Regions from separate parts of the Mus musculus genome. Here region 2 is linked to region 1. Evidence: chromatin contacts called from ENCODE Hi-C or POLR2A ChIA-PET data. All regions are on one chromosome and are shown on one strand. Each heading gives the region's core, a stretch centred on a gene start or an enhancer-like site at or near the end of the contact. The rest is flanking DNA. Distances are from core to core; before and after follow the strand shown. Region 1 holds the start of 1700025H01Rik (a long non-coding RNA gene). Region 2 has its middle 17 kb from the start of Gm33330.

The links. A loop is a pair of places that touch in the nucleus more often than their neighbours do. ChIA-PET counts read pairs that join two places held with the same protein, here RNA polymerase II (POLR2A).
Region 2: a map of heart shows a loop between it and region 1 (3-fold over the local background). The contact joins the enhancer-like site here to the promoter of 1700025H01Rik in region 1. A Hi-C loop is called at or near these places in 12 of 37 maps with a recorded cell type or tissue (Patski, adrenal gland, gastrocnemius and 3 more). POLR2A ChIA-PET finds 5 or more read pairs at or near these places in 2 of 5 experiments (Patski and embryonic stem cell).

Annotation. Positions count from the first base shown.
Region 1 is chr16:30,187,694-30,195,275 of GRCm38, reverse strand. It overlaps 1700025H01Rik (a long non-coding RNA gene), which reads right to left and starts at 2,672. Exons shown (of 3, transcript XR_003951867.1): 1 at 1,911-2,672; 2 at 27-1,488. The region is part of intron 2 of Gm26562 (a long non-coding RNA gene); the gene reads left to right.
Region 2 is chr16:30,232,302-30,239,883 of GRCm38, reverse strand. No RefSeq gene overlaps it. Among named protein-coding and RNA genes, the nearest start is that of Gm33330, 17 kb to the left of the region's middle. Within about 2 kb of position 3,363, at least 2 of the 3 ENCODE cell types and tissues checked have a DNase peak (open chromatin) inside an H3K27ac peak, as active enhancers do; they include gastrocnemius and heart, where a contact is called at or near this core.

The DNA.
Region 1 (7,582 bases), core at 1,423-3,922:
TGGGGAGGGCTCAGCTGAATCTTTACCTGATTGGTCATGACTGAGATGGCACCATCTTTCCGTGGCTCATTCTCACCACTGGAAGTGTCCGTTCAGTTCCTGTTAGAAGTCCAAAGAGCATCAGGGCCGAGGATGATAGAGGGTGCCCTGGTGCCTTCTTCCAAGCCACACCCGCAGGAGCCAGTAGAATCTATTCTGACTACTTGCTCAGAGTTGGGTTAAAGTGCAAAGCTTCTAAACAGCTCCAGGATCTAGGCATCACAGGACTCCCAAGAGCTAAACCAGGGCTGAGGCAGCTGCCCACGCTCACTGTGAACTGTGCCCTCCTCCTCCCTCCACTCGAGAAGCTCTACCCTGGGCCATGTGGTTTCAACCGAGGCTTGCAAGTCATCAAGGCTGGAGTTTGAATCCCAGCCCAGATCCAAGGAAAGGACCCCTTAGGGAGACGTCTGCCTGGAAGTTGTGGTTGTACTCAACCCCAGAAGCTGTCTCCAGAGTGTCCGAGTCCCAGCACTTTCTTCCCCTCATAGTAGGAGAGGGAAGTAAAAATTTGCCCCGTAGGGACCAGGAGGCAGATGTGAACTCACCGTCCTTCCCAGTGAGAAGTTAACGTTACTTAAAAGGTCCTTCTGCTCATCCATGGGGGTCCCCAAACTTGTTACCTGCCTTCTTTAGGCCTTAGATGTGAGGTTCAAAGGTCCTGGCCCCTCCCTGTGATGAATGGACTCAGGGAAGCTTCAGGGAAGGGCTAGACCTTGGGTAGTAAAGGGTAGTTCTTTACCAGGTCCTTGGCTCCTTACCTGACTCTCTGCACGGTGCTATGGGATTTTGGAGGTCTGAATCTTCTTGTCCCAAACTGGAGACTCTGAAAAGGTCTGTCTGAATGGTGTAGAAACTAGGACCTTTATATTAAAGCATTTTCCCAAAGAATAAAGACATTTAAAGAGGCCTAGCAGAATATCTTACAAACCATTTTCCCCAGAAGCAGTGTTGGTGGTGGTGAGGGAAAGGTTAAAAAGAAAAAGGATTTGAGCCAATAGCTCTGACTTACTGCAGGCCAGCTGGAGGGTAGGAGCAAGGAGTGAGTAGCAGGGATTTCTTTCCAGGGGAGTGCGCTGAGGCCAGCTGAGCCACTGCCAGCCCTGATGGGCCAGCGGCCAAGATCTTGGGGAGGGGGGCAACTGCCCTGTGCCCTCCAGGTTCTGTGTCTCTCATTGTGTGTTAAACAAGAATCTTCCTGTGGGGGCTGGGGAGAGGGGGGTAAGGCTCCAGTGGTCCCCCCCTTGGGGGCCTAGCTTCTTGAGGTCAGGTCAAGCAAGTTCTGCTTCTCTCTGGATGACCCTCAGGGGAGAGAAGGAGAGAGGGAACTGGCTGAAAGCTGGGGTTTGAGGCTTAGTCAAGGATGATCCAGTGATGGCCAGCTGCTTGTCAATGTTGAGGTGAGTGGCTGGGCGGAGGCTGGGGTTTGGCCAGGAGAAGACCTTGAGCCTGAGAGCAGGAGGAATTTTCTTATTTTCTCTCCTGCCACAGAGCCTGCAAATGTTTCTTACTTCAGCCTGTCTTCTGTCACTATTAATCTTTATTCATGACAGTTCTCAGCTGTCCTTGGAGACAAAGGTGACAGCAGCCCCCTCTGCCTCTCCCCCATCTCAGGCTGTGTCACTCATTCCCTCCCCCACTGCCCCCACCATGGGTGGCAGAAGGTACACCGTCTGGTTAGAGTGGATTTTTGTACATTCTGCAGGTTGCAGTGGTGCACGGGGACCTTGGCTGTGGGTATGCTGCCTTGTCGGGAACTCCCGAGAGCCATCCAAGGCCAGAGAAGAAGGGCAGAGGAGGTGGGTGGGATGGGTGAGGTCTCTTGCCAGCCAGCCAAGACTATCAGCTACTGGCAGATGCTGACACTGTACCTGGCCCAGTGAGTAGCATTGGCAGACAGGGCTGGCAGGGCTTTCTCCCATCAGATACTCCTACGCTCTCACTGGTGAATTCAGTGGCACACAGTTCCTCTTCTTCACCATGATATAAAGAGAGACATGGGCTGTAAAAATGCCTGACCCTGCAGGAGGAGGATGGGCAGAAGGCAGAGATAGGCTCATACATGGTTACGAGGGAAAGGTCAGAGGCGAAATTTTCCTTAGAACCAACCTCCATCCCCTTCTTTATGGTTAGGAAACTGAGGCTGGGAGAGGGGCAGGGACTCCCCCAGAGGCAGAGTCTGACACCCCCATCCTGACATCCTACCAACTCTGCGGCCCAACCAGGCCAGGCCATGGGCGTCTACTGTAATCACAACCAAAATCAAGCCATTCAGCTGATTGTTGAGCAGGTGAATTGTTGAAAGGATATTTCCTGGTTAACGGCACCTCCCAGGGCAATGTGTGTCTTTCCCATCCTTGGCTTTTAAGAGAAGGCAAGACGGACGGACGGACGGACAGACGGACGGACAGTTCTTTAGGAGGTTTTCTTGGTGTCGGTCAGTGTCCACGTGGAGGGATTTTAGGTCCAGGAACAGAGTCATTCTGGCCTCCACTGAGCGCACCAATAGGTACTTAGATGAGAGAGGAATCTGTGTTGTGGGTGGACTATCATGGCACATACGCATTCATATACACTCTCACACATACACCACACACATGCACTCATACACACTCTCACACATATACCACACACACACTCAAACACACTCTTACGTACACCAAACACACACACATAAACCACGCATACCACACACACACACCACACACACACACACACACGTATGCACTCACACACATTTACACACTCACTTCATTCACATTCACACACATATTCACATACTCATACTATACACATACATATACACTCACACGTCACAAACACACAGCACACACAACATACACATACACACTCACTTGCAAACACATATACCACAAACACACATATACCACACACACAGTCATATACACTCTCACACACATATTCCCATATACATATTATACTCACACTACATACTCACACACACACATATACACACACACATACTACACATTCACACATAACACACACACACATTCACATATAACACACACACACACAGAAGCCTTCTGGCCTGACAACATCCTTAATGGGAGTTTGAAGGGAGCTGATGAAGGAGAGAATCTAGGTTTGTCTGCAGGATTTGACATTGGAGCTTAAGACATCATATTTTTTTTTTACTATTGCATGCACTTTCCCAAGGCTACCCCACCCTGCCACTCTGTTCTGGCCTTTGTCACCTGTCCCTTATCCTGGCAATAGCCCCCAGATTGGGTTTTCCCCACAACAGTCTGTTTTACTGACATTTAAATGTTAATAGGGAGAAAAAGAAATATGTACACATGTGCATACACACACACATGTGCACACTACACATATGAAGAACAAACAAACAAACACAAGAGGACACTCTCTAAAGAAATACACTAGGTAATGACATAGCAGGCAGGAAAGGCTTCCTGGAGATGGCCCTAGAGCTGAAGGCAGACTTTCATCCTGGCTGCAGAAGGAAGAGGCTAGCTAGAGAGATAGCATGAGTAGTGGGATTGCTGAGGCCAGCAGAGAGAGAGAGAGAGAGAGAGAGAGAGAGAGAATGAGAAAGAGAGAGAGAGAGAATGAGAGAGAGAGAGAATGAGAGAGAGAGAGAGAGAGAGAGAGAGAGAGAGAGAGAGAGAGAGAGAGAGAGAAGACCACACACGGTGGGTCTCCATAGCAGGATGTGCCACATCATGCGTATCTCCTTCTAGTTCGTGTGTAGCAGTGTCTAGTGGGAAGAGACCTGTGGCGGAAGGAAGGGTATTGATCTAGATCTGACCTGCTTCGGAGGTGCTGCAGGACAGGCCTCAGATGAGATGCTTTCTGCCTCTGGGGAGCTCCTTCCTGTCCTGCCCTCTGCTGTTCCTCTCCTGCGTGATGTTCGACCATGACACCTCTAAAAAGCACGGCTACTCCAGGGCTTGGCTATTGTGAGCTAGATGAAAACAAGACACAGCATAATCCAGGTGTCGAGATGCATTTGCCTGAAGAAACCCAGTACCCTTCCACATGAGCTGCACTTTGCTGGGGGGTCTGGGCTGGGCTCCCTCTTAGATGAAGACCGCATCTCCGTGTCACGGCTCTTGCTTGCTGGTTTTTCTCAGGCCAACAGCTGGTCTGCAGCTGCCCATCTGCTGGCCTGGTTCCAGGCTGATAGGGATGACTTGATGACAGAAAGCTCTGCGGCAACCATTGGCGTTGTAGCCACCCCCCCCCCTCAAATCGCCTAGTGTCTTCTTAGAAACCGGTCACTGCCTAGCATCTTCTCTCAGTGACTTAATCTGACGGGAGCGTGGATTTTGGCAGGTGAGCACCACACACCAAACTCATAGGTGGCAACCTGGGGACCACCCAGCCCTGAAAAGCTGGCCAGCCACACTCCGGCGTGAGTTCTCTTTATACTTGGTTTTGTTTGTCCTGGTCCTTCGAAGGCCACAGGCTCTGTGGCCTTAGTCGTGAGCTCCTTTTCCACAGCAAAGGGAGAGAGAGAGATGTACGGAGGGCTACGTGGGAGCAGAACCATTTATAACCCATTAAACTGCCTGTCCTGATAGATACCCAGTCCCTCCTACTTGGAATAATGTGTACAAGATGTGTAACGCTTCAGGCGGTCTGCACAGTGCGATCTAGCCAAGCGCTCGTGTTCTGAGTAACCTCTCAGGCAGTACTTGCTAATTAAAACCAGGGAAGGCCTCACAGCCCATGGAGAACAGAGAAGCCAGGAATCCCCAGGACAAGGGCAGGATTTGCGGAGGCTCTTCACTCACCATCTCTTCGTAGACTCACCCCCCCACCATCACAGATCCAGACAAACACTCCTCGTGACTGGAAGCGCACTGCCTATGACCTCAGTCTAGTCTGCTAGAAACTAGCCTTTAGAAGGTTCTTTTCTCAAGGAATCTGAACCCGGTCTTTACAAATCTTCACTTTAGGGCCCTTGCCAGGCAGCTGTAGTGTAGCCCCTCTCACGGGAGAGCCCTTTGCAGTTGAAAGACAAGTCGTCTTGAGAAACGACTTGAGACCCTCAAACTTCATCTTCTGGGATCTTCTGGGCATGCTGAGTGCCCTAGTGAGGAATCTGATGAGTTCCAGACTCATGTGTGGTTTGTCCCTAGTAGTCAAGGGTACCTGCTGTGACAGCTACCAGGGACTAGGCGGCCTCTTCCTTTTCGGAGTCTCACATAATATCTGTCAAGAGCCCAAGTCTGTCTTCATTTCCTCAATAGCAATCTATTACATAAGGCGGCACTCAAGTCTTTGACACCAAGAAACTGCAGCCCTCATAGGAGAGTCGTGCTTCAGGTGTAGCCACATACATTTTAGGCTGTGGGGCTTTAAGCAACCAGGAAGGTTAGCACATCTAACTGAAGCTAGGATTAGGAGAAATGACATGTGCCCACAGGTACATGGCATACTACCTAGGATTAGATAGAGCTCTGCATATCTATCTATCTATCTATCTATCTATCTATCTATCTATCTATCTATCTATCTATCTATCTATCTATCTATCTATTTTGAGACAGGGTTTCTCTGTGGAGCCCTGGCTGTCCTGGAAATCACAGTAGACCAGGCTGGCCTCAAACTCAGAGATCCATCTGCCTCTGCTTCCCATGTGTCTCCGGAGTGCTGGGATTAAATGCACAAGTCACCACAACCTGGCTGAGCCTGGCATCTTTTGAGGCCAAGCCAAAGGCTTCTCCCTTGCCCTCAGACAGTTTAACCAGGAAGAGGAGTCAGGACTCGCTTAGGATCGGCTACCAGGGACTTGCATTTTGTGTTTCTGAGTCTCCACTGTGCCTCCCCTCCCCTCGAGAGCAAGGAGCTGAGTGTTTGTGGCTCCCTGGCACCAGAAGTAGGGTGTGCCCACTCAGCCTGGACTGGAGGGAGCTGAGGCGGCCAGTGCTTGCTCTACCATTCTCAGTGCCCGGAAGCCGGAGGGCAACAAGGACTGGCTGCCTTCCCAGAAAACACAGCTCACTGCCTGCCTGCTCTGCCCTTGAGCTCAGGCCCAGGGCGGTCCCGTGACAGGATCCCAGCTGGGGATGGTGGGCAGCGGACATTCCTCCTCCTGTGGCTTCCAAGAACCTCCCATCTAGGGTCTCCAGACCTCCAGGGCTGCTCCCCAGGACACACATTCCCAAGGCAGCATGTGGCTTCTTCATTCAGCCGGTTTCTGAACAGGACAAGGGTCACCTCCCCTCTTTGATGAGTGACTTACTCCAAAATGCCCTCTCTCCACCATGGGCAGGGATGAGGACAGGGGCTTGGAGACTTTCCAGGGGACAGCCTGAAGGCCTCTGTGGTTTCTTTGGACAGGGCTGGAGACAATCCCCACTCCCTATAGCCTGTGAACCAGGCTAAGCAGCTGGTGTATGGTAGAGTTATCTAGAGGCAACTTTTGGAACTCACTCTGCCCACAGTGAGCAGAAAGCCCCTGACTCCTGCTTTGGTGGTGTTAGGTGGGTTGTTGGAAGGGGAGGGGCTGGCTCTGAAGGGGCAGCAGTGATCAGTCAGCCAAAAAGCTTTTAATCAGGATATCCCCAGAGCACTCAGTTTCTAGTGATCAAGGTCAGAGGGCAAAGAGAGATCCAGGTCTGTTCTCAAGATGGTATGACGTCTGTGTGTGACCAGGTGGAAAAGCATGGGCCATGGGTATGAGACAGGTCTTGCTTGTGGTTAATTTTGAGAGTAGCACACTGATGCAAAGAAAACAGTTGCAGTTCGGCCTGAGACCGACTCAGTGTTCTCATCTGTAAAATGGGTCCTAAAAGTGTTCCACACTCAAATGGCACTGGATATGAATGGGCCTTTGGCACTGTGAGGTGGGGTGAGACTTGCTGGTGTGGCCATCTATCAGGCCTGGGAAGGAGCCCAGAGAAGGGCAGCAAGCCGGGGTCGCGCATCCTTCCTTTTCCACTAGGAGGAGCACTCGGCACTTGTTAAGATGCGTGTGCGTGGCAGGTCAGGAGGGCGGGAGGAGCGCCAGGTCCCCTCTGCGGGCTCCTGCCCTCCCCTCGAAGCTGGACCTTGTGTCTCCAGGGCCTGCTCTCCCTCCCGGGTGCTGGCAGGCTTTCAGAGGCCGGAGGAGGAGGAGGTTTGGCTGCCAGGAAGGGTGGGGCTGCCAGACACTGCAGAGCCACACTGTGACCCAGCCGTCCCGGAAACGCTCCCAACCTCGGCCCTCTGCGCGCACATCCGGCCGGGAGGGGTGCGGGCCAGGCTGTCAGGGGGACAGAGAGTGCGCGTGGGATGCCTCCGAGGTCAGGCTGCTAACGATCACCCAAACGAGAAAGAACAAGCTTTTTTTCTTCTTCTTTTTCTCTTTTAAAAATCTTATTCTGGGGCGAGAGGCTTTGTGTGTGACAGGCTTGGTGTTACAGAAGCAAGCCCTTAGCAGTGCGTTTCACTCCAGAGGCTTCCCCAGGCTCGCGCGTAAGTGTATATTTATTAATTAGAGAATGGTCATCCTGTGCCAAATTAGTTACCTACAGGAGCCCGTTTACAACTTGCTGCTTATTTTGTCCGT
Region 2 (7,582 bases), core at 2,114-4,613, 44 kb before region 1:
AGGTGCGAAGACACATCTTTAGTCCAGACCTTTTGAGGTGGGAAAACTTACCTGTAATCTGGGCCCCACCTTCTGCCGACTGTCTGTATAGAGGGCACGGAAGAAGGCTGCTTGCTCTCTTTGCTTGCTCTTGCCTTGCTGGCAAGTCCATTCCTTCACTGGCATCAGAGCCTACGTCTCCAGGATTCCAGCACATACTGAAGAGCAGCTGAGGCATCCAGCTGCATGGACTGAACAGCTGCTGGATTCTTGGACCTTCTGTTGTAGACAGCCATTGTTGGACTAGCTGGACCACTCAGTCTGTGAGCCATTCTAATAAATCCCCTTTATATACGTCTGTATATGTATTACATTTATGTATATGTATTATATATATGTACACATACACACACATTCTATAAATGCTGTTTCTCTAGAGAACCACGACTAATACAGATCCCAAGCTGCCCTCCAGTCCAGCACCAATGCCCACACTCCCTCTGCACACTGTGCACCCCCAAATTCTGTCACCACATTGGTAATTTACAAAACGCTCTGCATTGTCATCTGTCCCTTTGTTCATGCTGTCCCCTGTTCCCCAACCTTCTCCTCCTTTTCTAGATTGTCTGTTGATGACATAAGACCCTCATTTCTGCTTCCTCAGAGCCCTTCTTGCATGTAACTAGAGATTCCCTTGCCTGAGCCCTCCTCGTGCCCTGGTGTGGCTAGTCCTGTGTGGCTATCCCTACACAGAATTCAGTAAATATTTATTAACTGCAATGAAAAGTATTTCTTGGAATTGGCTGACCCCGAGTCCCTTGGAGACGTGGCCTGCCACAGGATTTCTTCCTGTTTGAACAGTCAACTCGGGTTAGGGGGTTTTGGTCGCCTAGGCCAGGACTGTGCATTTTGCCCCATTCTCAGTCATTTTGGTTAATGTTCAACTCAGTGGTTTTGCTTTTTGTAAGGCAGATAACAGGGCAGTGTAGCTGGGAATACAAAAGAGCAAGGCCCCCAAGAAAGCAAATACCCACTCTGTTTTGACTTAACAGGAAAATCGATCATTTGGGAGCTGGAGAGATGACTTAGCAGTTAAGAGCACTTGCGGCTCTTGCAGAAGACCTGGGTTCCATTTCTGGCACCTGTGTGATGGCTCCAAACTAGCTGCCTGTAACTCCAGTTCCAGCGGATCTGATGCCTTCTGCAAGTACCTAGCATGCATGTGATGCACCTACACAGTGTGGGGAAAGTACACACACACACACACACACACACACACACACACACACACACCATGCACACTCACACATAAAATAAATTCTTAAAAAAATAATTATTTGCTCAGAGCTTTTTTTGGAGAAAATGGAAATGAATAGAGAATGTTAAATATGGTCATCCAAAATAGTTAAGTGGGCACAGACCATGAGGAATACTTTAACCACAGATCTGGGCCATGAGAGGAGTGAGGGTGCGGGAGGGGGTGGGGGGAGGAAGAGGGAGAAGCAGAGACAGAGAGCAACCAAGAGAACAAAGCATGTAGAGATGAGTGCAAGTCTCCCTCAGTACCTGGGGCTCCTCTCTGTTCTTCTCACCCCGTCCCCTACCCTAAAGCTCTCCACCCCGTTCCCTAGCTTCCCATTCCTGTACAGCCTCCACCATTTTGACCATGCTTTCTTGGTGCTCTCTTTGCCTGCTCCACTCTTGGTCTTCTCTCTCTCAGTCTCCTTTGCCTGCCTCTCTTCTCTTCCCCATCCCCCACTCCTCCCATGGCCATTGTCTGCTGGCTATGTTCAGTGCACCATATTCTCTCCCTGCTCTGGACTCTCCCAGATGCCTCTTGCTGTTCTCTCCCTCACATCTACAATAAACGCCTTCCCCTCAACCATACCTGTTCCTTTGTGAACACTGAACTCTCCAGACATGTGATGTTATTTCTCATGTATTTATGTGTTTATTTAGCTTCTTACATGGACTCTAAACTATGGTCAAAACAGGACTATTACATGTCTCTGTATACCCACAAGAATAATGACCACCCTGTCTTTTCTGGGTGGGAGAGGATGCACCTAGCTTCACAGAGACTTGATGTGCCAGGTTGGTGGATACCTAGGGCACCCTACCAACTCAGAGGAGAAAGGGAAGGGGATTATGGGAGGAAGTGCCCGGGAAGGAGGCAGTGAGCAGGATGAAAAGTGTATAAGTAAAACAATTAAAATAGAAACATAAACAAATAATGGCCACCAAAAGTTCTCATCATGCACTCCTCAAATTTCTATTTGCAGTCAGTATTGTCCCTAGGCCTGAACAACCTCACCGGCCACTCAGTGCTTTGCCAAATAACTGGACGACATCAACAAAGAAGATGGAGACCACCATGTGCTGCTTCTAGACCCACGTTGGGGACAGTGCTACAGACTTTTCGTCAGTTCATAATATAGGCTTCTAATCCGCTCCTGAGAATTCAGACAGATAATTACGAGCAGGTGATTGCCGAGAGTCTCAGCACTGAGGGTCAGAAGCTGACAGGTCCTCCCAACCTCTGCTGCCATTTTCCTCTTTCTCTGCTTGCTTCTTCGGCCCCTCCTATGACACAGAGCAGAGACCAGGCAGTAGTATCTCTTGACAGTTGGCTGCCTGACTTGTGGAGGAGACAGATCAAAGCCCACAGGGGATGATAGGTCACCCCGGAACCCAGGTTCTGGGGCATCCTTTCATCCTCTGGGTCTCAGTTTCTCCCATCCGGGATGCAAGATAATTGGATGTGGGACATCCTATCCTGCCCTCTGATTCAGCACTCTTGGGGAGGGTGAGAAATCTGCTGTGTGAAATCTGACCAAAGAGTGCTTAAAATAACACTTCTCAGCCTTGATATCAGAGGATTCGTTCGTGTGTGCCAAACAGATTGTGATTAAGCCGGTGGAAGGTGGCCTTTAAGCCTGAATTTCTAGCGATCTCCCAGTCAGTGCTCAATCCCTGCCAGTCCTGTTTATACCCTGGGAAATGAAAAGCTGACTCACAAGACCCAACCACAGATCCATGGGATCAGAAACTCTGGGGTATCGACCAGCAATCTGTCCTTACGCTGTCTCCGAGGTTGTTTCAATACCCATCAAGTTCAAAACTACCGCTTTAGGACAGCTGATTCTGAACTTGACTAAGGACTGGAAATTCCTGCAGAGAGTTTTTGAAGCCCTGGTGCCTAAGTCAAGCTCTCATATTCAAATTTAATAAACACGGGATGCCAACGTGGAGGCATCAGGATTTTTAAACACTCCGAATGAGTATGAGATGTACTGAAGGTACTGGCTTCCAGGCTGAGAGTCTGCCGTTCTCTGAAGCCGCTCTGCCTGAGACTACCATGAGGGGGCGCTGTGGCGCCACGGGGAAAACTCCGCGCTCCGGGCGGCTGCTGGTCCGGGCTGCGGAGGTGGCGGCTGCGCCTGGGGGGCGCGCCTCCGGGAGCGGCTCCTGGCCGAGGCTTGCCCTGTGCCTGCATCTGTACCTAATTAATGCTGGCGGCTGCCTAGTCGCGCCTGACGTTAGATGTGCTGGTGTTGGGGGAACGCCTGCAACCACTCGGCACAGGTTCCTTTACTCCACTTTGTTCTCTGCCTCCTTCGGGACTCGGGTTCACCCCTGCGGCTGCTCCCTGACACTCTCTGCCTGTCCCAACGTCACCTCACTGGGTTCCTTGTCTCTTTCCGAGGATCCCGGCAAGTTCCCCAAGCCAAGGGACCTGCTGATCAGCTCCAGAATCCAGCTCCTGTCATTCTCTCTCATGGTTTCTTTCTCTCTTCTTTCTGCCCTTAGTTGAGCTCTGTGGGTCTTCATAATAAACGTTTTCATACACAGGGTTTGCCTCTGACTTTGTGACACATAAAGCAGGGCCGTTTGTAAGGGACTTTCGACGTCTATGGGGGTAGGGAGCAGAGAGTTGCTTCTGAGTTTTAATGGCTCTGTGTGTGTGTGTGTGTGGGGGGGGGTGTTCTATTTTTAAGGATGAGGCTTTATTCTGGAAAGGAGAGTCCCTTGTTTAGCTTCTTAGCTAGCTGGATACATCACCCCCGCCCAGGGGGGCTTTCCCCACAGGCAGTGACCTTTATCATAAATAATCCACTTCATATTTCATCCCACCCACTTTCCCATCTGTTTGATATTCTGCCTTCCCTGGTGCGAGGCCTCATCTGGAGACAAGCCATGTGAGTAAAAGAAGCTTGCCCATCCCTGGTCTGATGGCTGCCTTGCCCTGCCAGCTTCTTCAGAGCCTACTTCTGAGGGGACAGAAGAGGAAGGGCAATTGGAGAGACTGTGTGCTTCTTTCCTGACCCCAGCTCTCATTTCCAGGGCTTGGTTTCCTTCTTTGAAGCCTCTGCTACCTACCTAGATTCAGGTCCTTATTCCCAGGCAGTTGGCAGGAGCCACTCCAGTCCAGGGGAAACTGAGGCCAAAGAGGTTAGAAGGGACCCCCTCGAGCCACATAGCTGATTCCTGGCAGGTTCCACGTTTCTACAGAATTGTTCAAAGCTCTCCCTAGGGCCAGTGGACACTTCCTAGCAGCGAGGCAGTGGTGGCAGGGGTCCAGAGGGAACTAGTTTAATTTGAAGAGCAGCCGTCCCTCCTAGAATCCAAATGAGCAATATCATCACAGAGCCCAGGGTGTCAGAGACTGGGCCTGGGCTGTGGGCAGAAAACAGGCCTACGGGTTCAGAGGGGAATCACTCATCAGACATAAGGGGGAGGGCTGGGGGACTTGATGGGGGAAGTATAGATATGCTGTGTCAGAACGAGTCCTGCTCCCTCTAATGGGGCCCTGAATGGGGCTCTCAGGTGGGGCTAGAGGATAGACAGGAAAATTTGGGCAGCCACCAGTTGGGACAAGTGTCCGTCCCCGTCCGTTCCCCCCCCCCTCCTGCTGGCTTGGCCATATGTCTGGCCAAAGCCTAGGTGGAAACCAGAGCTCTAAAAGAATAGCTCGGGTGGACGGAGCTCTGTGAGAGTGTGTGTGTGGGGGAGGTATGCTGGTAACTGAGAGAAGAGCAGGAGAGGGGCTAGCTCAAGGTCATGGGACAATTAGCAGCACAGCTGGAGCTTGGATGCAGGCACTGGACGGTGAACCAGGTTGTCTTCACTATTGTTCTTCCATATGGATGGATGGATGGATGCTTGGACCCTGCTCCTTCCCTTTTTGTTTGTGTTGCCATGTCTTGTTGAGACTTTGCATGGACATTTTCAGTTGTGTCTTTCTGCTCCCAAGTTGTTGTTGTTGTTTCTCTCCTCCTCCTCCTCCTCCTCCTCCTCCTCCTCCTCCTCCTCCTCCTCCTCCTCCTCCTCCTCCTCCTCCTCCTCCTCTTCTTTCCCAGAGAAAGGAAACCCTGTAATCTTATTCATCTATACCAGAAACCCCACCAGAAAGTCATGGTTCTTTTCAATCACATTTCCCACATTCTAAGTCCCTACAGGTAGAGGTGACAAGAGTCCATGGGACCTACTCTCTGGGATTTGGGGGGAAGAATGCTTAGCCTGCGGCATGCAAGTCTGACAGGAAGCCTCAAATCTAAGTGGTCGTCCTCAGCCACGCCTGCGGGTCTTTGCCTGCAGCTGCTGAGGGAGGAGGAACCGGCTCTGAGTGCGCAGGTTTCGTCTGGCTAGTCCCAAAGCTCACCACACTTCCTGGACCAGGGTTTCTGGCAATGTGGGTCTCTGGTCACCTGCAATACCTTCAGTACCTCGTTCAGGCAGTTGTTTGAAACAAGTAGTTGAGCCTGCTTCAGGCTCATGCAATTTGGAGGTGGCCAAGGCAGGTCCTCCCTTCCCTCATGGCCTGTCTCTGTTGGGGTTGGGGGAACAACGATGATCAATAACTAGTATGGAAAATATGTTAATTGCATGGCAGAGTTGAAAGTAAAAGTAATTTCAAAAATAAAGAACACTAGGTATGGGGCTAAGAAGGAAGTATGTTGGTTATAAATGGATGTATGTATTTATATCTATGTATGCATATATTAATTTTTCGAGACGCAGTCTCTGGATCCTCCTGCCTCAGTCTCTTTAGTACAGGGCTTACAGGTGTATACTATCATACCTGGCTTTTTGTAATGTTAAATGTAGCAGTTTGAAGGTCTCTTACTGTAAAAGTGACATTTGAACCAAGACTTCAAAGAGATAAAAGCCCTTAGCTATTGAATCTGGTTCCTGAGCCTGTTCCAACCTGTTCCTGAGAACCCTAAGAAGAGAGCCCAGGGGCCTACACCTCCAGAGTCCTTTAAAGGTGACACTTGGCAATCCTTGCTTCTCACCTTGATTTGTGTCCTTGCAAAGCGCTTTCCCCTCCCAGCCCAGGAAGTATGTGCCTAGGTGTGACTTCAGAGGTGATATCTGGATGGAAGCTGGACTCTGGGGTCTCAGTGGTACCTCTCGGGGTGACATGGTAATCAGCTCATGAGGAGTAACTCAGACAGACACAAGTTTCTCACAACTGTGATATGTCTGGGAAAGGCCCATGTGAGGACAAGGGGGAATGCAGCTGTTCTGTGAAGGTTATAACAATTCGGTTATTAGAACAGCAAGCTGACATCACAGAGAGAGCAAGGCTTAGCTGTGAACGCCGGGAGCCATGGGGTACGCTGCAAGTCATTTCCGGGAGCCATGGGGTACGCTGCAAGTCATTTCCTTTAAGGCTTCTCCCCTTCTGAATCTGGGACATGAAACGGCAAAGCCTCTCCTCGTCCCATAGTGCCACGGCCACTGGCTAGTTTGTGCGTCTACACACCTGATGTGTTTATAAAAAGATAAAGAGAAGGAATATCTTCTATAGGGGTGTAGTCAGGTATGGGGGAAGGCATTGTCTCAGCGGGCCCATGCCAAGCCATCCCTTCTCCCTGAGGGACTGGTCACACGACAGTATAGTATAGAATAGAGTTTATTCAGGGCATGGGGAGGGGAGTTAAGAGGGTAGTAGAGACAGAGAAAGGGAGAGAGAGACAGAGAGACAGAGAGAGAGAGAGAGAGAGACAGAGAGACAAAGAAAGAGACACAGAGAGAGAGAGAGAAGAGAGGAGAGGAGAGGAGAGGAGGGGGAGGGGGAGGGGGAAGGGGGAGGGGAGGGGAGGAAGAGGAAGAGGAAGAGGAAGAGGAAGAGGAAGAGAGAAGAGAAGAGAAGAGAAGAGAAGAGAAGAGAAGAGAAGAGAAGAGAAGAGAAGAGAGAGAAGAGAAGAGAAATAGAGGCCGGCCATAAGCACATGGGGGATGGGTTGGAAGGGGAGAGCAAGGGAACAAGAGAGAGAGGAGGGGGCAAGCAGCCTCCTTTATAGTGGGTCAGGCCTACCTGACTGTTGCCAGGTAACTGTGGGGTGGAGTTTAGACAGAATGCTAACACCACCCACCGTTGCCACCACTATTACCAGCCCTCATACATCAACATCAGCTTCTTTTGGTGTGCCCCATGCCAGGATCAACAGAATTCCAACCCAATAAAATAATTTGGATCATGGTTGGAACCTTATGGTAAAGCAAGCTGACGGCACAGCTGGAAAACCGAAATCTTGCATCTTGGAAACTCTGTTCAGCCAGGTCCAAAGGGTTGCGTCGCTTGCTCTTCTGGGAG